Linked DNA regions of Mus musculus: region 2 is linked to region 1. A link is a loop called in an ENCODE intact Hi-C map of the cell type or tissue named here. Cell type or tissue: heart. All regions are shown on one strand. Links, peaks and the distances in the headings refer to the core of each region. The heading gives the core; the rest is flanking DNA.

Evidence for each region. Peaks named below come from ENCODE experiments on the same cell type or tissue, not always from the same donor. Only the 100,000 strongest peaks of a DNase experiment are listed, where the experiment ranks them.
Region 2: it touches region 1 in a loop (2.3-fold over the local background); 3 of 42 quality-filtered maps call a loop at or near these places.

Annotation. Positions count from the first base shown.
Region 1 is chr19:4,834,131-4,845,972 of GRCm38, reverse strand. It overlaps Ccs (copper chaperone for superoxide dismutase), which reads left to right and starts at 6,651. Exons shown (of 8, transcript NM_016892.3): 1 at 6,651-6,776; 2 at 7,070-7,142; 3 at 11,663-11,800. The coding sequence starts at 6,738. It overlaps Ccdc87 (coiled-coil domain containing 87), which reads right to left and starts at 6,607. Exons shown (of 1, transcript NM_207268.3): 1 at 3,445-6,607. The coding sequence starts at 6,491. The coding sequence ends at 3,924. In heart, for the core only: a CTCF peak has its summit at 6,683; a DNase peak (open chromatin) is centred at 6,582; H3K4me3 peaks cover 1,828 bases; H3K27ac peaks cover 685 bases; H3K27me3 peaks cover 3,593 bases.
Region 2 is chr19:4,506,103-4,517,944 of GRCm38, reverse strand. It overlaps a transcript of Pcx not described here. Among named protein-coding and RNA genes, the nearest start is that of 2010003K11Rik, 13 kb to the right of the region's middle. In heart, for the core only: no CTCF peak of the experiment used is centred there; a DNase peak (open chromatin) is centred at 7,584; H3K4me3 peaks cover 2,270 bases; H3K27ac peaks cover 1,408 bases; H3K27me3 peaks cover 292 bases.

The sequences.
Region 1 (11,842 bases), core at 2,260-10,259:
GGTAGGTACCAAAATGAATGTCTAGCATAAAATAGAGCTTCTTTAGTCATTAACACTAAATCTAAAAAGATGAAATTGGGCAATTTGAAGCTAAAAATAACGAAACTCCAAAGCTGTGATGGATCTAGAATGTCATGGGCAATTCAGTGAAGTGTGCTCAAGGCTCAGGACTCATGGCTCAGGGCTTGGGCTCAGGGCATGTCCTCCTATGGCATTTTTTTTTAAAACAGGGTTTTACCTTATAGCTACAGTTGAACTTGGAATTCACTATCTATCTCAGGCAAGCTTCTTGGCAACCCTCCTGCCTTTTTTTTGCTTTTGTGTCTTACTAAGTTACCTAGTCTGGTCTTGAACCCATTCTGTAGTCCAGGCAGAGAGTGGACTTGTGAATCTCTTCCTCCTTAGCTTCTTAGCCTAAGAAGCTAAGGTTAAAGAGTTCTGCCACTAGGTCAGACTATGTCTGAGCTCCATCCCTGGCCTACCCTGCCCCCAGTTTTGAGATAGGTTCTCACTAAGTAGCCAGTCCAGGCTGGTCTTCAACTTGTTTATGATTCTCTTGCCTCAGTCTCCCAAGTGCTGGGGTCATGGGCATGGGCTGCCGTGTTCAGCTACAAGATATGACGATTTTTTTTTTTTTTTCTTTTTTCCGGAGCTGAGGACCGAACCCAGGGCCTTGGGCTTGCTAGGCAAGCACTTTACCACTGAGCTAAATCCCCAACCCCGATATGACGATTTTTTTTTTTTTTTTTTTTTTTTTTTTTTTTTTTTGGTTTTTCGAGACAGGGTTTCTCTGTAGTCTTGGCTGTCCTGGAACTCACTTTGTAGACCAGGCTGGCCTCGAACTCAGAAATCCACCTGTCTCTGCCTCCCAAGTGCTAGGATTAAAGGCGTGTGCCACCACCGCCCGGCGACGATTTTTTAATTGTGTGTGTGTTCACAGGTGTGTACATGCCACAGCACACCTGTGAAGGTCAGAGGACGACTCTTGGGGGTCAGCTTTTGCCTTCTACCTTGTCAAGATATGGTCTTTTTTATTTCTGCCATTGCCTGGTTCACTTCAAGCTGGCTGGCCCATTGCTTTTACTTGGGTTCTGGGGGCTGAACTCAGGCTGTTAGACTTGTATAGCTAGTACTTTTACCTTCTGAGGCATTTTCCTAGCTTGAGAGCTAAGACATTTATTCACTCACTTAAGTATTTTTGCAAGACTGACAATTGAATCCAAACCTGCACACTAGATAAGCACTCTATCACTGACTGATCTGTAGCTCCAGCCCCCCCCCCAAAGGTCCCCCCTTTTTTGAGACAGAGTCTCTCCACATAGCCCTGGCTGTCCTGGAACTCAGTGTATAAACAAGGCTAGACTTGAACTCACAAAAATCCATCTGCTTCTGCCTCCCTAGGGCTGTGACTAAAATTTTATACTCAATACACTTGGCTCTAAGATATTCTTGATGTCCTTAAATATGTTGGTATCTGTGAGGGCTGCTCTTGGATGTCAACCTGAATACATCTGGAATTAACTAAAACTCAAAGATGACTGGGTGCACATGTAAGGAATTTTTGCCTAATTAAATCATTTGGAGTGGGAAGATCCACTTCTAGTCTGGATCTTTGATGTGGGAAGACACATCATTAATGCAGATCTTTTCAGGTGGGTAGATCCACCTCAAATCTGGGCCATACCTTCTGCTGCCAGTCTATAAAAAGGACCTGGAAGAAGAAAGCTTTTCTCTTTGCCTGCTTGCCCTCACTCTCACAAGAACAACCCTTCACTGGCATCAGAGCTGACTTCTTTGGGATTCTAATGTACACTGAAGACCTGCTGAGACATCCAGCCTCATGGACTGAACAACTACTGGATTCTTGGGCCTTCCATTGGTAGACAACCACTACTGGACTAGCTGGAAGCTAGTTGGACATCCTATAAAGCCATTATAATATTTTTTTTGCTTTTGTTTTTCCAGACAGGGTTTCTCTGGATAGCCCTGGCTGTCCTGGAACTCACTCTGTAGACCAGGCTGGCCTCGAACTCAGAAATCTGCCTGCCTCTGCCTCCTGAGTGCTGAGATTAAAGGCGTGTGCCACCACGCCCAGCTCTCTAATAAATTTTTGTCTATTTACCTATATCTATGTGTAGATATAGACATACATATATAAATTTATTCTCTAAGTTCTGTTCCTTTTGAGAACACTGACTAATATAGTACAAAGTTATAAAAGCTTAAAAAAAAATACAGCTACCTAGGCAGTCGTGGCGTGCACTTGAGAGGCAGAGGCAGGTGGATCACGAAATTTGAGGCCAGCCTGGTCTGCAGAATAAGTTTCAGAACAGTCAGGGATACACACAGAGAAACCCTGTCTTAAAAAAACAAAAATAAGTCGGGCGTGGTGGCGCACACCTTTAATCCCAGCACTCGGGAGGCAGAGGCAGGCGGATTTCTGAGTTCGAGGCCAGTCTGGTCTACAAAGTGAGCTCCAGGACATCCAGAGCTATAAAGAGAAACCCTGTCTCAAAAAAAAACCAAAACCAAACCAAACCAAAGCAAAAAACAAAACAAAACAAAAAATAAATAAATAAAATAGAAAATACAGCTTATTGCTATCCACGCCTCCCCCACAAGTGGGAGGTCAGCCCCAGGTGGCAGAAAAGACAGGAACCTTCCTGAGGACCAGCTTTCATGTTTGTACTAGGATTCATTCAAGCTTCCAGAGGAAGGAGACACCTAATAGTCCTAGCCACTATGACACCTGTGCTTCCAGCACAGCACGATAACCCTAATTAGATTCAAGGTCCACTGAACAAGAGGCAAACCATTCCTGGAGTTGAAAGTGTAGCTAACTACTCGGGGCTAGCGGAGTCACAGGTCTTGGAGGAGAATTTACAACCACTACTTTACTAAATGAGGCATTTGTCTTTATGCCCACAGATAGCATAGTCTGAACCCCTCATCAAGGACACCTTTCTTTGCAAAAGGCAGAGAGTGGTACAGAAAGTAACAACCAACAAAAATGTAGAGTCGTGGGAGGCAGAGGAAGGCAGAAAGATCTCTGTGAACTTGAGCCTTACCTGGTCTACTACACAGTGAGACCTTGTCCAAAACAAAACCAACCAAATCAAACAAAAAGAACGAAGAGGAAAACAACACACAGTGTGAGCAGTTAACATCCTGTAGGTGCCTCAACAAAACTTGCTAAGTACAGAAACTGATAACAATTGTTTTGCAAGGAAGGAAACTGGGGGTTGGAGGGTTTTTTTTGTCTTTTTCTTATTTTTAACTGTGTGTTTGTGTGATATGTTCAGGTGCCCACAGAGGCCAGGGGTGTCAGGTGCTGGAGTTACAGGTGGTTGCAAGCCCCCAGTGTGGGTTCTAGGAATCCACTAGGTCTTTTAAAATACTAGGCTATATCTCTCCAGCCGTAGAGACTTACTCTTCAGTATACACCTTGATATACCAAGTGGTTTTATTAACAAGTCCTGCCAACAATGTGTAAGCACTAGAAGTGACAACATGGACCCAGATCCTCACAGAGAAGTTAGGTGACTTACCATAAGTCATACAGGCAGGATATACATACATCTGTTAATTTCAGAGCCCTAGCAATCAAGGATTATGCTACTGGGCCTAAACAAGAGTGATTTGGCACTCTAAACAGCAATTCAGCACAGTGAGAAAGTCACTATATATTTTTTTAAGGACCATGGCTTGCTCTGTCTGACCTCTATTATCACGAACTCCAAGGGATCATCTGATATAGGATTTTGGTTGTCTTGTGCAGGATGGTTGACATACATGGGAATACCAAGTTTGGGGATCCTTTTATTTAGAATATCAAGAAAAAGAATCTCAATCTCTTTTAAAGTCATTGAGAGTTCTACGTGAGCATTTGGGGGTGAGGAAGGGTTTGGGGGCACTTGGCCGCCTTAGTGAGTAGTGGGAGTATTCCCGGGGGCCACTAACGCCTGGCTGCTGCTCCCTGTGAAAGTGCATGATTGGCGGAAGGTTTTCTGGGCCTGGGTCAGATTGCGAATCCGCCGCTGCTGCTGGAGCCAGTACAGCATCTCCACTTTGTCCTGCTTCATCTTCTTCAGATAGCTCCGCCCCTTGAAGGTCACTGGCTCCCCAAAGACTGACTCTATCCTTTCCAACAAGGAAACCAAATTAGATTCCATTCGATTGAGCTTCCTTTGGAGATAGCTACGGAACCGATTCTCCTCCAGTAACCGATTCATCAACAAATCAGGCTTTTGGAAGAAACGATTGGGATCAGAGGCTTGTTGCTCAAACCACTCCAGTCTTCCTAGCAACGACTCCCTCTTTTGAATGGGCTTCAGGACCTGCTCCCAAGCCTTGATCAATGCTGGTAGCTGTTGCAGGCGTGCATTGGAGCTGTATTTAATAACCATGTCTAGCCGATTCTGTTCAGGGACTTCCAACATGACCCACAGTCGTTTGAGACGCTGCTGCAAGTTATGAATGTAGGCTCTCCCAGGTCCTGAGCCATCCTCTATCACTGAGCTCCAATCCCATTTTCCTTGCATGAACTCTAGCTCTTCATCTTGCAGCAGGGGAGGGGGTTGCTGAATATCTAGGTACTCTTGGACAGGGACTGGTACCTCCACAGGAGCCTCTTTTTCATACATTTGGAAGATGACGTGGAGGAAATCCGACTCCTGAAAGGAGAGGTACTTGAAGTAGTCCTCTGAAGACACCGAGGGTTTCAGCCAATTCATCCATACACCGTGTCTGTTTGGTCGCTTGTCCCAGCTTTTGTGCCTTGGGAGTAATGTGAGAGAGGGCACCTTCTCAGGGACTGGCTTCGGAGTGCTTGTTCTTCTGGAGTAAAATCCAACCAGATTACGGTTGATGATTGGCATATGTTTATCTTGGTGTAGAAAAGATGAGGCCAAGTAGGAGGACCAATCTTTATCTGCTGAAGGCTCAATTTGGTCTCCTTCCTCAAAAGATAAGTGACTAACAGAGACTCGGCTCATCAACTCCTTGTAGACCTCTCCGGTGGTGTTCCCAACAAGACGATCCGCATCCATTTCTTCAATGGCTTTACCATCCAGTTCCCCAGTCAGATGGTTGTATAGGACTCCAGCCCCCTCAACGTGGAAAGAGTCGTTAAAGTATCTTTCAGAGAGTTGCACAGTAGCTACCTGGACTATAACTTGATCATGTACCTTCAAAGCAACAGTGACTGGCTGTGGGTGTAGTGGGATGATTCTCGGGGGTTGGAGATCCCACTTTCCGGAGGCTTCTTCCTCCTGCAGGCTTTTGATCATTTGCTGCAGTTTCTCTAGGTGGTGCTGGGCAGTTAGGCGCCGGGTAAGGACCCCGAGGAGGGGAGGCAGGCCAGAGTCCAGCAGGGAGTATCGACTCCACTCCATTCTCATGATCTTCATTTTCTGCTTCAGATCCTCAGCCACTATGTCCCGGAATGGCAGTGGTTTACTCTCTGAAGCCAAGATCAGCGGGGTGAGGGGATGAGGAGAGGGAGGAAGAAGGCACAACTCATCTGCCAGACTCCACCCCTCATGAAGACAAGGCATGGACTGGCCCCTTTGGAGCCAGGAATGGACTGGTGAGGTGGGGAATTGGTGACTCTCACTGCTGGGAGAATGACTAGGCAGTGGTACCATCGGTGAGGGTCTCGATTCAATTTCTTTATCCTTTATCATGGAGGGCACCCAGAGGAGCTGCTGTCTACTCTTCAGCTGGGGGATGGATTTCAACTCTTCCACTGGATCAGGTTCGGGCTCACTGGGGAAATCATATGGGCGGCTGAGTTGGACAAGGTAGTTCAGGTTGAGGCTAGAGCACGGCATGTGGTCTAAGCCAGTGCTGTGAGGCCAGGGGATTGGACAGAGCTTGAAAGTCCCAGGGGGACAGGGAGGAGGACGCAATTTGACTATGCCTCCCTGGGCGTGCTTTAAATTTAGCAGGGTCTGAAAATCAGCCAGCAGACAGCGATAGACATCAGGACTGGTGAGGAAAACTGTGCAATCCCTGGCAAGGTTTACTGCCAACCGGCTGAGGGTGGCTGATTCAGTGAAGACCCTTCTAGAGGTCGGCAGGGTCACCAGCAGGTGCAGGTAGCGTACGAAGAGCTGCTCACTACTGATCAGCACGTAGGACTCGAGCCGCTGCCGCAGCTTCTGGTTGTTTTCGTAGTCCAGAATGGGTTCTATAGGAGGTTCCCGCCAGTTGCACTTCAGCTCTTCTAGAATAACCTCAGTGAGACGAAGTCGGTCCTTGGCAGTTACTCGTGCCGCCCGCCCGCTGCTTGCTAGCCGCTTGGACACTTGGCGGCACAGCGGCCCAACTTTCAGCTTCGCCAGCGGGATGGATTGCAAGGGCGTGGCATCTTGAGAGGGGCGCTTCGGAGGCTCTGGAGGAGGCTTCGCCTTGCTGGGGAAGAGCGACAGCGGACTCAGCAACCGGTGGTAAATCGGCTTGAGGTCAGGTTCCTGACTGTGTGGTTCCATCTTTACCAGGTGGTTCCGGCTGAGCGGGTAGAGGACGCCAAATGGTTACTAAGGAAACTGCATCAATGCGCCTGCGCAGCCGGTAGCACTACCGGACAGCTCAGAGGCCTCAGCCTAGGGAGCGCACGCGCCAAGGAGGTGGAGCTAAGGGCGGCCTCCGAGACTCCGCCCATCCCACAAAGTAGAGTTGTGTTGGTCTCTGGACCCTACCGGTTCGGTGCGGCCTAGGCAGTGACAACAGCTAGGATGGCTTCGAAGTCGGGGGACGGTGGGACTGTGTGTGCGGTGAGTGAAAGCTTCATGTGGAGCCTCGCATAACTTCAGCCCTTGGGGTGATCAATATCTTGGGAAGCCAGGAAAGAACAGGCTCCTGGGGAGGTGAAATTCCGGGGTTAGGACGGAGATGCCCCTCACGGGAGGGGGGTTGGTGGTAAAGACCGCGATCCTGGAATGTTCATGAGATAATAAAGGAGGAATTTGAAGAGAAGTCAAGTGCAATGTGTGCAAAGAGACATAGGGGATGAGGTGGCGAGTAAGGATCATGTCTGACATGTGCCCTGGCCTTGCTTCCCTTACAGTTGGAGTTTGCAGTGCAGATGAGTTGTCAGAGCTGTGTGGATGCTGTGCACAAGACCCTGAAAGGGGTGGCAGGTAAGAGTAGACAATCTTTCTGGGATCAGCCAGGGGTTTGTGTTTAGCCGTATTCCGGTTGCATAGATGCAGAAAGAATGAAAGGAAGTTTCTCAGAGTCCGGGAGATGCAGAGCCTAGAGTATAGGCCTCAAGCTTTGCCTAGCCAGAGCTTTCTTCTAGTACAAACTGCCTGTCCAGCTGCTGAACAGCATGGAACTAGCCAGAGTATAGAGCACTTCCTACCAAGGGCATTCTAGAGGGGGAGGGGGGCGGGCATTTGAGGTCTGGCTTGGGAAATAGAACAGTTCTGAGAAAGCAGACAACATCCCTGGCCCAATTCAGGGACTTTAAGCCAGGAGGTCTGCAGGTGGGTGACCTGGCAGAAGAGGAAAGATATGAAAGGCAGAGTCATTTTCCTGACGCTAGAAACTGGCTGTTTTGGATTCTGTTAAATGTTCATTCAACCTTTCAGCCAGTATAGATTAGACACTGGGGGTTTCTGAGGGAAAATGTTTACCCCTATGCTTAGGTAAAGATCGTATAAGCTTTGGCAAAGGAGCGCTCCTAGAACACTTCCTTGGGAAGCCATGGTGGCAAAGGGAAAGAAGGAGATGAGAGTCTGAAGCCAGGACACTGGCAGGGGTGGGGTGGGGAACCCCAGTGCGTATAGTTCCACAGATGTACAGCTTCGTGCTTATTTTCTGTGTTTCTGTTTCTTCAGTGTTTGAACAGTGTTCATAGCTCAGTGTTGTCATGAGGAGTGAATTAGTTGATACAAGTCTTGAGCCTGTAGTGAGAGCCCACTCAATTTCAGGGGATTGTAAGAGGAAAGAGGAGAAAAGCTTACAGGCAAAGGTGGGGTTTTAGGAGGACGATTGAGGGGACTGATTGTTTTGTTTTATTTTGAGATAAGGTCTTTCTCCACATAGCCCTGGCTTTCCTGGAACTCACTATGTAGGCCAGGCTGGCCTGCAGTTCACAGAGATCTGCTTACCTTTACCCCCGAGTGCTGAGATGAAAGTTGTGCGTGCGTGCGTGCGCCACCACACCTGACCTGGAACTATTATTTGATTTATTATTAGTGAGTGTGTGCATGATGTGCTTGGAGGAGGGCTTGTGCATGTGGAGGTCAAGAACAACTCCAGAGCTGGTTCTCTGCTTCCAGCTGTCTTGTGTAGCATGAACAGTTCACCCAGGGCTGGAGAGATGACTTAGCAACTAAGAGCACTAACTGCTCTTCCAGAGGTCCTGAGTTCAATTTCCAGCAATCATCTGTAGTGGGATCTGATGCCCTCTCTGGTGTGTATGTACTCACATACATAAAATTAATAATTTTTTTAAAAAAGCACAAAAAGAAACAAAAAACAAAAAACCCAAACAAACCAAAAAGCAGAACCAAACCCGAAAAGTTCATCCGTTAAGCCATCTGCCTGGCTTGGGATGATTTTTTTTTTTTAGGTTTATTTTTAAAATCTGTTTTATTTAATATGTACGGGTGTTTTGCGTGCCTGTGTCTGTGAACCATGTGTTTGCCAGGGGCAAGGAAGATGGCTGAGTCAGTAGAAGTGATAGCTGCATCAGTGTGAGAGTCCAGTTCAGATTGCCAGCACCTGTGTCTATGCCAGACTGGCGTGGCAGACAGACCGCCTGTGGTCCCAGCCCTCAGAAGATAGACACAGGGATCCCAGGGCAAGCTGGCTAGCTAGACTAACCAAATCAGTGAGCTCTGGGTTCAAGTGACAGAACCTGCCTCAGCATAACAGGTGGAGAGCAATTAAGGAAGACAGGTGGACACCACACTCGGGAACATGCGTGCATACTCCACACATATACACACACTCAAGAACATGCGTGCATACTCCACACATATACACACACTCAAGAACATGCGTGCATACTCCACACATATACACACCAATACATACATACATACACACATACATACCATCTCCTTGGCTTCTATGTGGACAGCTATTAAAACAGCGGTTCTTAACCCACATGGGTCAAGACCCCTTTGGTGTTTGCCCAAGACCATTGTAAAACACAGATTTTACATTACGATTCATAATGGTAGCAAAATTATGTTATGAAGAAGCAACAGTGGTTGGGGATCACCGTAACATGGGGGACTGTGTTAAAGGGTCACAGCATTAGGAAGGTTGAGAATCACTGGACTAAAGAAAGAAAACAGGAAGTCCATAGAGCGGGTTCAGGAGCAGGCTCAGGAGAAGTGAGGTGTCTAGGATAAGTGATGAGGCCTGATTGTGTTTTGCATACACAGCAGATATGGGTCCTGATGGTCTGGCCTGGCATAGCGTGGATTCCCAGACCCAAGATCTCCCAGGAGGAGCTGATTTTGTGCTCTGGATGTGGGAGGGCCAGAGTAGAATGTTCCTGTGACTCTCCCCTTTAGAATTGCCCACCTCACTCTGAAACAGAAGGAGGAGGGGCTTCCAGTAGTGCAGCAGGTGGTCTGTTTGGCAGGTGGATCTTGGAGTATAGCCAAGCCAGCCTTTAGTGAGGGCTCATGGAGAAAAAACAGAAGGCGCAGTTACTGTAGGGCAAATGTGAAGGACTTCAGGGACAAGCTCCTCCCATGACCTTTGGAAGGAGAATAAAGCTCGCTTTCCTGAGTCTTAGGCAACTCTCCCTCTCAGTGTATTCTGTAAACTGAAACTCTCCTGCTCAGCTAGGAAAAAACAAGTTGATTTCACTTACTGAGACCAGAAAACATGGTTATCTGAAGTCTCCTTTTGGTGACTAAGAAGCCTACGGAGGCCTTAAAATTGCTCTGTTTCAACCAAAGTCCCACCTGACTGTTTCCCCAGCACGAATGCTCCATGGAAAAACTTTGCCTGGAATATGTTACTTTTTGGTGGAATGGCTCCAACTCTATCAGATCTTCTTCACTTACCATTCCAAAACACAGTTTAAGCAAACCTGGCTTCCACAGTATGGCCCTTCCCTGCCCTGAAAGCTGTTTTGGGCTTGTAATCCTAGCACTGGAGAGGCTGAGATAGAGTGTGAATTCAAGGCCAACTTGAATTACAAATTGAGACCATGTTTCAAAAACAGGTGTGTAGCTAAGAGATGGTTCAGGGGTTCAGAGTGCTACCGGTCTTGAGGGGACCTGTTTGGTTCCCAGCTCCATGTCAGGAGGCACAGTTACAGTAACTTTAGCTTCGGGTGGTTTGATGCTTTCTTACGGACTCCACAAGCATCCGCACTCGCATACACACCCACTCCAACATACACATAAATACATAATAAAAATAAAGTAAGCCTAGGTGCTAGAGAGGCGGCTCAAGAGTTATGAGCAGTGGCTGCTCTTCTAAAGGACCCAGGTTCCGTTTCTAGCATCCTGGCTCTCAACTGTCTGTAACTCCAGTTCCAAGGGATCTAATGCTTTCTTCTAATCTCCACAGGCACCAGGCATATGTGGTGCACAGACATGTGTGCAGGCAAAACACCCACATTCAAAAAATAAAAAAATATATTAAAAGTCATAATTCGGGACTGGTGAGATGGCTCAGTGGGTAAGAGCACCCGACTGCTCTTCCAAAGGTCCCGAGTTCAAGTCCCAGCAACCACATGGTGGCTCACAACCATCTGTAATGAGGTCTGACTCCTCCTTCTGGAGTGTCTGAAGACAGCTACAGTGTACTTACATATAATAAATAAATAAATAATAAATCTTCTTTAAAAAGTCATAATTCAGAATAATATTGGCATTCGTTATGTAAAAATATTTCCATGAGAATGTAAGAATTATCTCATAGGACACACACCGAGGTTACTTCAAGGATTTCAAAGGTAATAGTACTTTATTGGCGCTTTGATCTGACACACTTACTTTAAATTTGACCCCTGTGGACCACACATAGTTCCAGTCCTCACTGAGTTGACAGCCTAGTGAGGAAGCAATGGATGGAGTGTCATCAGAGGAGAGTGCGTGTGCTCAGCTCTAGAGTGAGCGCAGTGGACAGTGTGTGTGTGTGTCGGTGCTGGTCAGGGAGCCCCAGGAAGCGTGGGTGAGGTCTTTCTACCATGAGTAGAAGGTTTGAGCTAATTGTTTTTGCTCTATAGCTAGGCTGCCTGGACTGAGTTCCAGTTCTGCAACCTGTATACTTTCCATACATTGCTACATTGTTCTGTGCCATGATAGCCTTATCTGTAAAATAAATTCCCTGAACATGAAATGCAACAGTCCAGCCAGGCGTGGTGGTGCACGCCTTTAATCCCAGCACTCGGGAGGCAGAGGCAGGCGGATTTCTGAGTTCTAGGCCAGCCTGGTCTACAGAGTGAGTTCTAGGATAGCCAGGGCTACACAGAGAAACCCTGTTCGAAAAACAAAAACAAAAACAAAAACAAAACAAAACAAAACAAAAAAATACCACACCCAAGTTCTTAATACTAGAAGGAAGCTTCCAGGTTTACCTCTGGCCATATAAAGCTTTGCAGAAATGGGGACAGGAAAACGCGGTGCTACCAACATGCGGTGCCAGTCCTCTGCTGACCCCTCCCCTCTGTCCCCGCCAGGTGTCCAGAATGTGGACGTTCAGTTGGAGAACCAGATGGTGTTGGTGCAGACGACTCTGCCCAGCCAGGAGGTACAAGCACTCCTGGAAAGCACAGGGAGGCAGGCTGTACTCAAGGGTATGGGCAGTAGCCAATTACGTAAGTGACTGCTTATAGTCTTGGCCTTGGCCTTTGGGGTTG
Region 2 (11,842 bases), core at 2,593-10,592, 330 kb after region 1:
AAAGTAAATACTACATTTACTTTAATGATTTATTATTAATAAATTTCTTATCGACTGATAGCATGTCAGTGGGGAAAACACTCAGAAATGTAAAGCAAGTGCAGATATAGGTGACAGGCTTATAGTCTTACAGTTAACTGTGACAGACCGTGGACTGACTACTGACAGACAGGAGAAAGGAGACTTAAGCATGACTCAGCACAGCTAGCTCATGGAATTTCCCCTGCAACCTCAGCTTGGGATGTCATGTTGCATGTGGGTCAGAAGAGGAGCTGCCACAGGAGTCTGGCCTAGCCCACACTCACATAGCTAGAGCAAGGTATTTCCAGCAGCATTGGCATATCCCAGGCTGGGCTGGAGTCCAGATTACAAATTAAGACCAGAAGTAACATACAAGCTGCAGACTGAGGTGGGTTGGGAAACCAAGGTTCTGTCTTCTGGTGGGACACTTAGTAACAACAGCAGACACTCACTTCCCTCTGAGATCCCCAGGAAAAAGGTACAGATCAGAAAGGATCCAGCTAAGATGACAGAGTCTTGGTTACTGTAAGGAAGAAAAGCTCTGGGGAAATAGCAGGGCTCTGGGAACTGATGCGCAGAACAAGCTTTGACAAAGCAAATGACCTGGGAGTGGTCCCTTCTCGGCAACTAACTTTCTCTTCTAACTGATAGATTTGTCATCTGTAAAAGATGACAGCCTTAAAAAGCAACAGCATCAGCATCCTGGATTCTGCTCATGAACCTTCTGTGGGCTTTATCTTCTTCCGTACCTTGGCCCTATACTAATAATTAGTACACAGAGCCAGAAAACATAAGTGAATGGTGGATAGGCCATCAGCTTTTTCGCCATGGACTTTGTAAGGAGAATGTGTGGTAGAGTTAAAGACACCTACTACTGACCTAAGACAAGAAAGACAAGAGGAATGTGGAAGATCTCAAAAGTAACCAACTCTAGACTGGAGAAATGGGTCAGCAGCTAAGAGCACTGGATGCTCTTCCAGAGGACTCACGTTTGGTTCCCAATACCCACACACAACCATCTGTAACTAGTTCCAGAAAGCACCTTCACCTTCTTCTGGACTCCTCAGGTACTGTAATGCATGTGGTGCATAGGCAAAACACCCATACACATAAAAGACCTTGACAGAGAGAGAGAGAGAGAGAGAGAGAGAGAGAGAGAGAGAGAGAGAGAGAGAGAACAGGAACTCATGGGTCAAGAAGAGCATCCTGAGAAAATTCTTTGCACAATTAGTTAAAAAAAAAAAAAAAAAAACAACAAGAAAAATCCCTGTACAAAGAAATCTCTACCCCACAATAAACATGTGCTCTGGAGAAACAACAACAAAGTCCCCAGGGTCCCTAGCTGTGAAGCAGGGAGAGCAGCTCAGAGAGAGGGAAAGAGTATCTCTTCTTACAAACTGGAGAGAGACTGGACTGGAGAGAGATGTTGGCCCAAACCATTGCATTAGAACTCAGACTGAGCAGACACACACGGATCTCCCAGTGACCTGCAACCCAGAGAAGCCCCAAGGGAGAAGTGTTTAAGAGTGGCAGGTTTACTGGGCATGGTGGTACATGCCTTTACTCAGGAGGCAGAAATAGGAGACATTCTGTGTTCAAGGCTAGCCTGGTCTACAGAGCGGGTTCCAGGTCAGCCTGGACCACATGAAGAAACGGTCTCAAAAACAAAAGTGGCAAGTTTTAGAGGACAGTGCTGCTGAATGCTCTGTAGGCAGGAAAAGGGACAATTCTTTTACTCCTTGTTCTCTGGCTGCCAGACATCAGAGAAATGCATCAAGTATTTTTTACAATTAGATGACACAATCTCCTTTCATGTCACAGCTGACCATCTCCAGGCTGTCAGCAGCCAGTGCTCTTAACAGCCGAGTGCCACTGCCAAATGCCTGTCTCTGAACTTGGGGTCTTCTCAAAGGCTGCACAGAAGGGATGCTTCCTGTAGGTCAGCACCACTATCCCCTGCCCAGCTTCCCAAGACACACCCTCCCAGAAAAAGGGCCTCCTGCTGCAGCTGGCCAGCTGCCAACTGGAGCTTACAAAGAACCAGATGTCACCTTCCTGTGAAAACCCAGAAAAATGCAGAGATCAAGATGAAGTGGAGATTTTCCAAAAGCTAAGCCTGTGCCTTTTTGTACTGACTGAACTTAAAAGATGGCATGCGCACATTAGGACTACAGTATCTTAAGAAACTCCCATGTGACCCATTGACAGGCCTGGGCTCAGGCTCAGAACTCACCATTAGTGTTGTCAGCTCTCCAGAAGGTAGATGTTAGCTAAAGTAAAAGAGAAAAAAAAAAAGGTTGTTATCCTCATTTCTCCAGACACTCCCCAGAGAACCCAGGAATGTCAGAAACACCGGGAGTGTACAGAACTGCTTGTTCTATAAGGGTCATAATGCCCCTGCTGCCTGCACCCCACATCTTACTGCTCTGCCACCCAGTCATCTATAAAATGTGGGGCAATAGCAATAACTGAGAAGAAAGACAGAGGGTTAGAATCTGTGATCTTTCTGCCTCAAACTCCAGAAGTAGCTAGAGTTACACATAAGCCTGTATAGGGGTAGAAGAATCACAAATTCAAAACCTATGTCTCCAAATAAAAGGTAAAAGGGGACTAGAAACAGGGATCAACAGTAAAAAAAAAAAAAGTATTTGTTCTTGCAGAGGGTCCAGGTACAGTTCTCACAAGCACATGACCACTCAAAACCTTCTGTAATTCTAGTTCCAGGGGATATGATACCTGGGCTGCATGAACACTACATACATACATACATTCACACATGCAGTTAAAACACCCATACACATAAAATAAAGGTATGTATATAAACAAGACTGGGATATAGCTCAGTGATACAGCAGTTGACTAGTATCCATGGGACGCTAGGCTCAATCAGTCCCCAGCACTAAAAGAGGAAACAGGCATGCTCTCATGAGGGCCAACATGCAATAACCATTTAAGTAAAACGCCCGACTGGAACCACTATGAAAGAACAAAACTCACAAGGCTGTCTCCTCCAAAGTGCTTTTTCTTCCCTCCCTCCTCCCTCCAGCTCCAGATGTACTTTCTCTAGGCAGCAGCACCTACTCTTCAAGAGCTACCTGCACTCCTGATTCTCAGATGCTGGCCTATCTCACTGTGCAACTTGACACTAATGAAGTACAGGCCTACGTGACCTGCCATGCATCTTCTCTTCACACCCCCCCCCTCTTATCCTCTCTTGCTGAGGCCCCTCCTTGCCATATTTAAGAGGACACCTCAATATTTAAGGACCCCCACCCCAGGAACACACAAGGAGTATATAGCTACTTTGGATACTCTGTAGGCTACTTCTTTTCTAAAGACCACTTGTGAGCTACTCAGGCCACTGATCAAAAAAAAAAAAAAAAAAACACACACACAGCAAAGTGGGAGACAGACCAGCAAGCTCACTTGTCTACAGAAAGCCAGTTGTCATAATAGATTATGTCAAAATGAAACAGAATGTTTAGGACATTTACTTCAATAAAACATTTACTGAGTACTGCTTTACATAGAGATCTATGCCAAAAGGCACTGCCAAAAAGCGCCAATAAACTGTTACAAACCAACTTTAGAAGACAAATACGGGATAAAACATGAGAAGCAGCTAGCAGGACCTGAACCCAGGGCTAATTCCAGCCATGCCATTTCTACTTGTATGACTTTGAATGAGTTGTCTCACCTCTTTGTACGCAAAGTCCCTATCACAGAGTGGCAGTACACACATACACACCAACACAGACGTGAACACACAAATACACACATGTTGGCTTTTATAATTAATAACATCATCATCATATTAAAATAGAGAGCCATAGCCAACTGAATAGATTGGCAAGCTTAATACAGGAAAGCCACTAGTTTTGAAGAATAGTTCAAATTTTGACAGAACAAGAAGAAAGGCCCTGAAGAAAACAAGGTCACTAGAAATAAGCAGAGGACAGACACTAAAAAACAGCTTGATGAAAGTGAATAGTCTCAAAGGCAGATAAGAAGTGACCTTGAGTTCAAGAGGTCAAGGGTAAGACAACATTAAAGTCTTGTTTCGTTGAACAGTGTAAGAAGGAAACAGGGTTTCACTGTATAGTTGAGAATATTGGCCTCAGATTTTCAACCCTCCTGCCTCACCTCCTGAGTGCTGGGACTGCAAGCTCAGGCCATAATGTCCAGCCACTTGGGAAGCCAGCTGAGGCAAACTTCCCATTCAATAAGCAAATAGTTTATTCTCTTTGCCAATTTCCCATCTTTCACTTTCAGGTCCTCCTTCCTGGCAGGTAGCCACGGGCTCAGGTGAGGTCCCAGCAAATGAGCAGATGCAAGTTCTGCAGAGGATGCCTCTGGACAAGAAATCAGCCCCGAGGCACTTTCTCCACACAACTGCCTCTAACCCTCAGGAGCAGCCTGCACTTCAGTCTCAGACACTAGTTCTATCTCTCTACACAACTCAACACTAACGTAGCAGCAGCCAGGCACTTCCAGAGCACAAAAAGTAGGGGCTCATTCAAAAGAGGTAACATGCTAGCAGAGGCAACAAAAGAGAAGACCCACAAGAATTTTCTAGAAGTAGTGTGACCTGAATGAGGCATCTGGCTCAGACAGAAAAGTATTCCAGAAAGATGAGACTCCCTCCTAATGACCACGGCCATTGCCCCAGACTGACTTCTTTCTGTCTCCCCCAGCTTCTGCCCTACTAGCCTCACTGGTTTTCACCCTGAGCTTTTCAAATTTATCCAAACATTTATTAAGCACTATCTTGTTCCCATGACAGTGTTAGGGACACAAATGATGATAATGTGGAATTTGGGAGGACATGCACCCAGCACACAGCATTTGGGATAGTGCAAGAGAAAAGCAGGAGGGAACTGGGTGTGCACCTATACCAGAGCTTGTGAAGTAGAGGCAGAAGGATGAGAGCTGAAGGTCAGCCTCAGTTACATAAAAACTCTTCTTTAAAAAAATGGGCTGGAGAGATGGCTCAGCAGTTAAAAGAACTGACTGCTCTTCCAGAGATCCTGAGTTCAATTCCCAGCAGCCACATGGTGGCTCTCAACCATCTGATGCCCTGAGGACTACGACAGTGTACTCACATACATAAAAAATAGACAAAATTAAAAAAAAATCTCTGCATGGTGGCACATGTCTTTCTTCTTCTTCTTCTTCTTCTTCTTCTTCTTCTTCTTCTTCTTGGAAAAGCAATGTTTTTTTCTTTTTTTAATTCTTGGAGATTATAATTACATTTCTCCCATTTCCTCCCTCCAAACCTTTTCATATGCCCTTCCCAGACTTCTTCAAATTCAAGGCCTCTTTTTTCATATAGATAGATTAGATATAGGTAGATATTCCTAACTATAGCCTCCTCCATCCACATTATGTTGCTTGTATGTATGTTTCCAGGGATGATAGATATAGGTAGATATTCCTAACTATAGCCTCCTCCATCCACATTATGTTGCTTGTATGTACGTTTCCAGGGATGATCATTTAGCATTGAAAAACCAATTGGTGTGCTCTTCCCTGGGGACGACTCCTTCTCCCACTGCCAGCTTTCCTGAGCTACCTATAATTCTCTGTGCAGGGTTGGAGCCTTGTGGATCCCCCTATCCCCATTTAGTTTAGTATGTCCATTGGTGTCACTCTTGATCAAATCACATTTAGACACCCATGTTGGTGAGATTTTATAGGTACAGCTTCTAACATTAATTATAAGGAGACACAATCTTGTAGCAAACTCCCTGATCCTCTGGCTCTTAAAATCTTTCCATCCCCTCTTCTACAATGTTCCCAGAGCCTTAGGTGCAGGAGTGTTTTGTAGTATGTAGCCATTAGGGTTGGGTGTCAAGTGCCTTTAATCTTAGCACTCAGGAGACAGAGGCAAGTGGATCTGAGTTCGAGGCCAGCCTGGTCTACAGAGTGAGTTCTAGAACAGCCAGGGCTACACAGAGAAACCCTGTCTAGAAAAACAAAAATTAATAAAATAAATAAATAAAGACTTAGAGATGTAACTGTTGGCATGTGGTTGTAACCCCAGCACTTGAGAGAGACAGGCAGGGGGGACAGGGGGGGGATCATGAGCTCAAAGGCAGCCTGGGCTACACTGCAAGATCTTGTCTCCAAAAATGAAGAGTTTGAGAGTTAACAGTGAAGAATAGTCAAACAACAAGCTTTAGCTGTAAGCAGGTGGAAGGCTCAGCATGTCCACCCCCAACAGGAGCAGAGCATTTGCATCATATACAGGGAAAGGGTGACAAGCAGGAGGCTGGAGCCAGGATTGCTGGAGGCAGTGGGTGAGGGAGCAACGGGGAAGGCAAAGACTGGGGCTCTAGCTGTGATCTAGGGACTGAGTCTATCTAGCTGGCTCTTCGGACTTCAGTTTTCTCAGATGGAGATCGGGAGTAATTAGCCTGGATGACCCGTTTCATAAAATGAAGAGACCTTCAGATTTTTAAGAATTTCAAACCTGCCAGAGACCTAGAAATCTTATTTGATTCCAAAGCTTGTGACAGGAGAAAAGAGCCCTGCAAAGGTAAAGCAACTCCCTCAAAGTACACAGGGCAGTCACTCTGGGAGGAATCTGCACGCACAAGTCCTCAAAGCCAGGGCTTCGCGATTGCCCAGAAGGGCACTTCCCAAACGCACTTCAGACTTCGTATACGCTGTAGAAATAACGGGCAGTGTCCGGGCACAACTCCTGAGGGATTTTGGGCGGATGGATCACTGAATCTTGGGAGGCTCAGAATCCCTTCCACACCTGAACCAAAGTGGAACCCAGGGGCTCCTAGGAGCTTCCCCCTGAAGATGTGGTATAAACATCAAGAACAAGAAAAAGTCTCTCTCAACGCTCCCGGCATGGATTTCATATGCAGTATGATGGGGCTACTGTGAGCGCCCCATTCTGACAGACTGGAGTACGAGCCCTCACGGGAAGCTGGCGCGAAGCACTTTAGGGCTTGAAGCGTCAGTTTCTCTATCTCGAAAATGGGCCCGCAAGAGCAGGATTAAGGCCAATGTGGGCCGCCAGAGGGGTGGAACGAGTTGCCTGCGCCTGAAGGATGCTCCGGCAGCCAGGGGCTCCTGGGAGCCCAGAGCAAAGGAGGGGGGCGGGTCCGTGCCTCCCGGGTGCCCGAGGGGATTGGGGGGAGGGACTGTGCACGTCCTGTCGCGCCGCGTCGTGCAATGCCGGCAGCCGTCTCCCCGACACTCGCGGAACCCACGTCGCCTTGGCGCGCGCCACCCTTACATAAGCGTCCCCGGCGCCGGTGCCGGTGCACTTCCACCCGCAGCGACTTGCACCAGGAAGAGTAAGGTGCAGAGCGCCGCGGACACTCACCTCCGCCCTGCCGCCTCTAGCCGTGGCCGCCGCCTCTGACGGCCCCTGCCTCCACTGACAGGGAACAGCTGCGGTCTCCGCGCAACCAAACTTGCTGCAGCCCTGGCTCCGCCCGTAAGACTTTCCATTGGTGGAGACAGCCCAACCCCTCCAAAGATTGGATGACTGGCCCTATCATTCACCGCTCCCCCTTTCAGGACTCCTCCCTGCACCCACCTACCCCTCGCGTTTAAGCCTTGGCGCCTCACGTCGACTCCGCCCCTCGCGTCCCCAGAAGACCTTGTGATTGGTGAAGAGGCGGGAAGAGCCCACCCCCTACGCGCCGCCGCCTACTCTCTTTTCTTGAAAGCCTCACGTGGGCCGTCTGGCGCGGCCAGGGCCCGCAATAGGCGGAAGTGGTCCGGCTGGAAGCTCATCCTGATTGGCTGACGGCGGGGGTGGGGACGTGCAATTCATTCACTCGGGTAGCACGTGTCTCTTAAAACCGCAACCATAACAGATGCACGGGGGTTGGAACAGCGCTGCCAGACGCACGTACTCTTTAGCAGATACAGAAGAGGTCGCAGGAGAAGCGTTAGCTAAGGACACGAGGAAGCAGAGAGCGCCGGTACCACCTGGGGTCTGTGTCTGCGTCCTGTAGAAGCTGCGTGTATGGAGGTGGTGGTCAGGAGCCCGCCTCTGTGTGACCTTGGAGCAGCAGCTTCACGTCTCTGAGCTCAGGTTCCTGATCGGCAAAGCTGGGCCGCTCGGAACCTTAAAGGTTTTCTTTCTAGAAGGTTCAGTGTAGCTAATGAAAGTCACCCAAGCAACTCCAAAGTCCTGCCTTCCAGTGATAGGAGACCAGACAGTAAATAAACTTAGTCCATCATCATTGATCAGGCCAAGAAGAGAAAAATAGACCATTTCCTGACAGGACAATCAGGAATTATGAGAACATCGCGTTAAACAATAATTGCTTACTAACTCCGACTCTACTGTGTAGATCTTGCCAGGGGGCTGCTGGGCAAAGTGGCACAGGTATGTCACACTAGTATTTAGAAGACTGAGTGAGGTAGGAGGATTTCAAGTTCAAGGTGGGCCTCTGCAGTATGGCTTCTCTCTCTCTCTCTCTCTTTTTTAAAGAGAGAAAAAAAAGGCAATTCCAACTTCTGGTCCCCCCTTTATCTGTCAGAACCCCTACCTTGCATGAATCTAATACAGATGGATTTATATTCCAATTTTCCAGATTCATATATTACTTTTAAACACTAAGTATGTGTTTGGTGTTATACTAGGAAGAGTGGTGAACAAGACCTAGTGTCAGCCATTGTATCAAAGACTTCATATGCCTAACAACAATGACACACAAAAAAAGCCAGGCATAACGCCACAAAACTCTAATCCCAGCACTTGGCTGGAGGATCAAGATGTGGGTTGGGTTTTTTTGGTTGGTTGAATTTTGCTTGTTTGAGACAACAAAGTCTTCCTATGTCTTGCCTGGCCTGGAACTCACTGTGCAATTCAGGCTGGCCTGGAACTTCTAGATTCAAGTGCCTCTGTCTCCTGAGTGCTGGATTAAAGGCATATGCCACCACACTCAACTGAGGAGCAGGAGTTTTAGGCCTGCCTGGGCTACATAAGAACTTGTTTCAAAAAAAAATATATATATATCATTATTTATCTATGGGCATGTCTGTGTATAAGGGCAGAGGTGTGTCAGTTCACCTGGAGTTGGAGTTAAGTCAGAAAAAGAGTTTAAACTATGTGACCTTGGGCAAAGGCCTCTACCTCTCTAACTGGCTTTCCACATGAGAAGAGATTACAGGAAATGAGTCTGTCAACTATTGATCCTGTTTACTCTTCGAGTACAGGAATACCTGTGATTTCCCACGTCCTGTCTATAGTTAACTTTCCTCTACTATGTAGGTGTAAGACATGGAGCATGGCGTCCTTCAGAAAGGTTTGGCTGGCCATGGTCTTTGAGTGAGATGGTGTGACTTGATCCTTCTTGGTTCCTGTAAGCACTGAGTTCTGAGCAGAGGACATGAGGTTGCCTGAAGGTACACATGACTTCTACACCCACCCCAAATGACTCAGACATGAACAAAGAAACTGATGGAGGCAGAACCAAAGAGTGAGAGGACAGTTGTGAGCAGGGAACTGTAGGCTCTGAGCAGCACAGAGTGAGGGGACAGTAGTGAGCAGGGAACTATAGGCTCTGAGCAGCACAGAGTGAGGGGACAGTTGTGAGCAGGGAACTGTAGGCTCTGAGCAGCACAGAGTGAGGGGACAGTTGTGAGCAGGGAACTGTAGGCTCTGAGCAGCAGCTGTAGCACCTACTTTATGGAGCCCAGGTCTGCCCAGGCTTTCGTGTCTGTGATGACTTTTCCTGGCAGGGTTGGGGATGGCTCCCATTCCAGGCCCCGTCGGCCCAGTGACCAAGCTGCCTGACCTAAAGCTGGGGTGAGAAGCTTTAGCAGGGTTGGAAACTGCTTCTCAGCCTGGGCTCAGTACCACTCATGGCAAGGTCTTGGGTAGGAAGCTCTGCCTTATACGTGTCACTGGAAGTCAGAAACAGCTGTAGCCTCCCAAGCCACCCAAGCCTATCCCTGGGGACTGAGGGGACTGAGGGCCCTGCATTTCCACTCTGGTTTAGGAAACTCGCCAGATGGGTCTGCCTCCACACTGAGAGGCCTCTGAAGTATTTCCCAGGCTTCTGTAGTGATAAACTTCCTGGTACGCTAAAAACAAAACCAACCTGATTTCTGGGCTCACACCCACTCTTAAAGATTATGTGTCAGGAAGTCTGGGGTGGAGTTCAGAAATTTTTTTATTGATTTTTTTTTTTTTTTTTTTTTTTTTACTGATAATTGAAATCTTGGGGAACTTGGCTAGAATCCTAGGAAATTTCAACAGAAGGTGAGACCAGACAAAAGGGCAGACCCTGGCCTTAGGCAGGTTTGGCCAGGAGTTGGGCTGTGATACATAGGATAAGGACCCAGGACAGGAAGGGAGGGAAATGTACCCAGCATCTCAGGGGCTTCTACAAGGCCTTCTTTGTGACTTCCACTTTGTGGAGAGTGATATGGTTTTTGTCTTCTAACCCCTTGCTCACATTTCAATATAGACACTGTTTAAGAGTTGAGTCTGGCTGGGTGATAGTGGTACCATTTTTAAATATGATGTCAAAGCCAGGTGTAGTCATTACATGCCTTTAATCCCAGCACTCAGGAGGCAGAGGCAGGCAGATCTCTGAGTTCAATGCCAGTCTGGTCTACAGAGTGAGTTTCAAGACAGTCAGGGCTACACAGAGAAACCTTGACTTGAAAAAACAAAAAAAGACGAGAGAGAGAGAGACAGAGAGAGAGCAAAAGAGAGAGAGTTTAGTTAGTTAGTTAGTTAGTTAGTTAGTTAGTTAGTTTAGTTTGACAAACACTAGTTCATGATAAATAGAAACCAGTCCATGAAAAGTAGTTAAGAGGATTGGAGTAAATTAAACTGGCCCAGAGGCCAAGAATCCTGTAGGACAGGGGACTCCAGGCCTCTGTATTTAAGGAAGGAAGGAAGGAAGGAAGGAAGGATCAACTACAACCAACAACCTGTAACAGGCCAACTCAGCCGGGGTATGGGCAAACAAGCTGCTATGAGGGGGAGCCATTGAGGGATAGCTCCTTCTTCTTTAAGTGTTATTTTTTACTGCTTTCTGTGTATGACTGTTTTGCTTGGTATTCCCAGAAGCCAGAAGAGGACATCAGATTCCCTGGAACTGGAATTACAGGTGGTTGTGAGTTGCCATGTGTTTGCTGAGAACTGAATCTGGGTCCTCTGAAAGAACAGTAGGCAAGTGTCCCAGATCTTTCCTTTTTTAATGTTTCCATCTTCCAGATCCTCAAGGAATCCTGGCCACACTACTGGGTCTCTGGGGATTGTTTCCGTCTGTCAGTACTGCTAAGCCATCCTGAGTCATCATGACAATGAGGGGAAGGTGACCCTCTGGAAATCACTGGGTCCATAGCAGTGTCCCACCAGTCCATGACCAAGCAGACATGGTTCGTTTTAGGAGCATAGCACTAAGATCCTTAAGCCCACAGATCTCCAGAGAAATCAGGACTGTTAAGCACACAAGATTGTCTTTCTATTGAGAAAGATGTTTTAAAAAAGAAAGAAGAAGAAAAGAAAAGACAAAAAGACCCTGTTCTTCTATCCAGAAAATTGAGGCTTGGACGTGACTAATAGCCTGGTGATCTGTGTTATCTGTTGATCCAGACCATACCAAACCTCTACAACCAGAACCAGAGGTAGGTAGTAATCTAAATGGCTCTTCTAGCCAGAGGTTCCCCCAAGCTCTCAAAACCAAGAGGAGAGGTGGCTTATAGCCCAGATGACCTCTACACCATCTGTATAAGTGAGAGCAGGTCAGACACTCAGGCCCTTAAGCTAGTACAGGTATCCTATCTTTAGAACCCATCTTCTTGGAAAAACCAACATGTACCCTGAGTC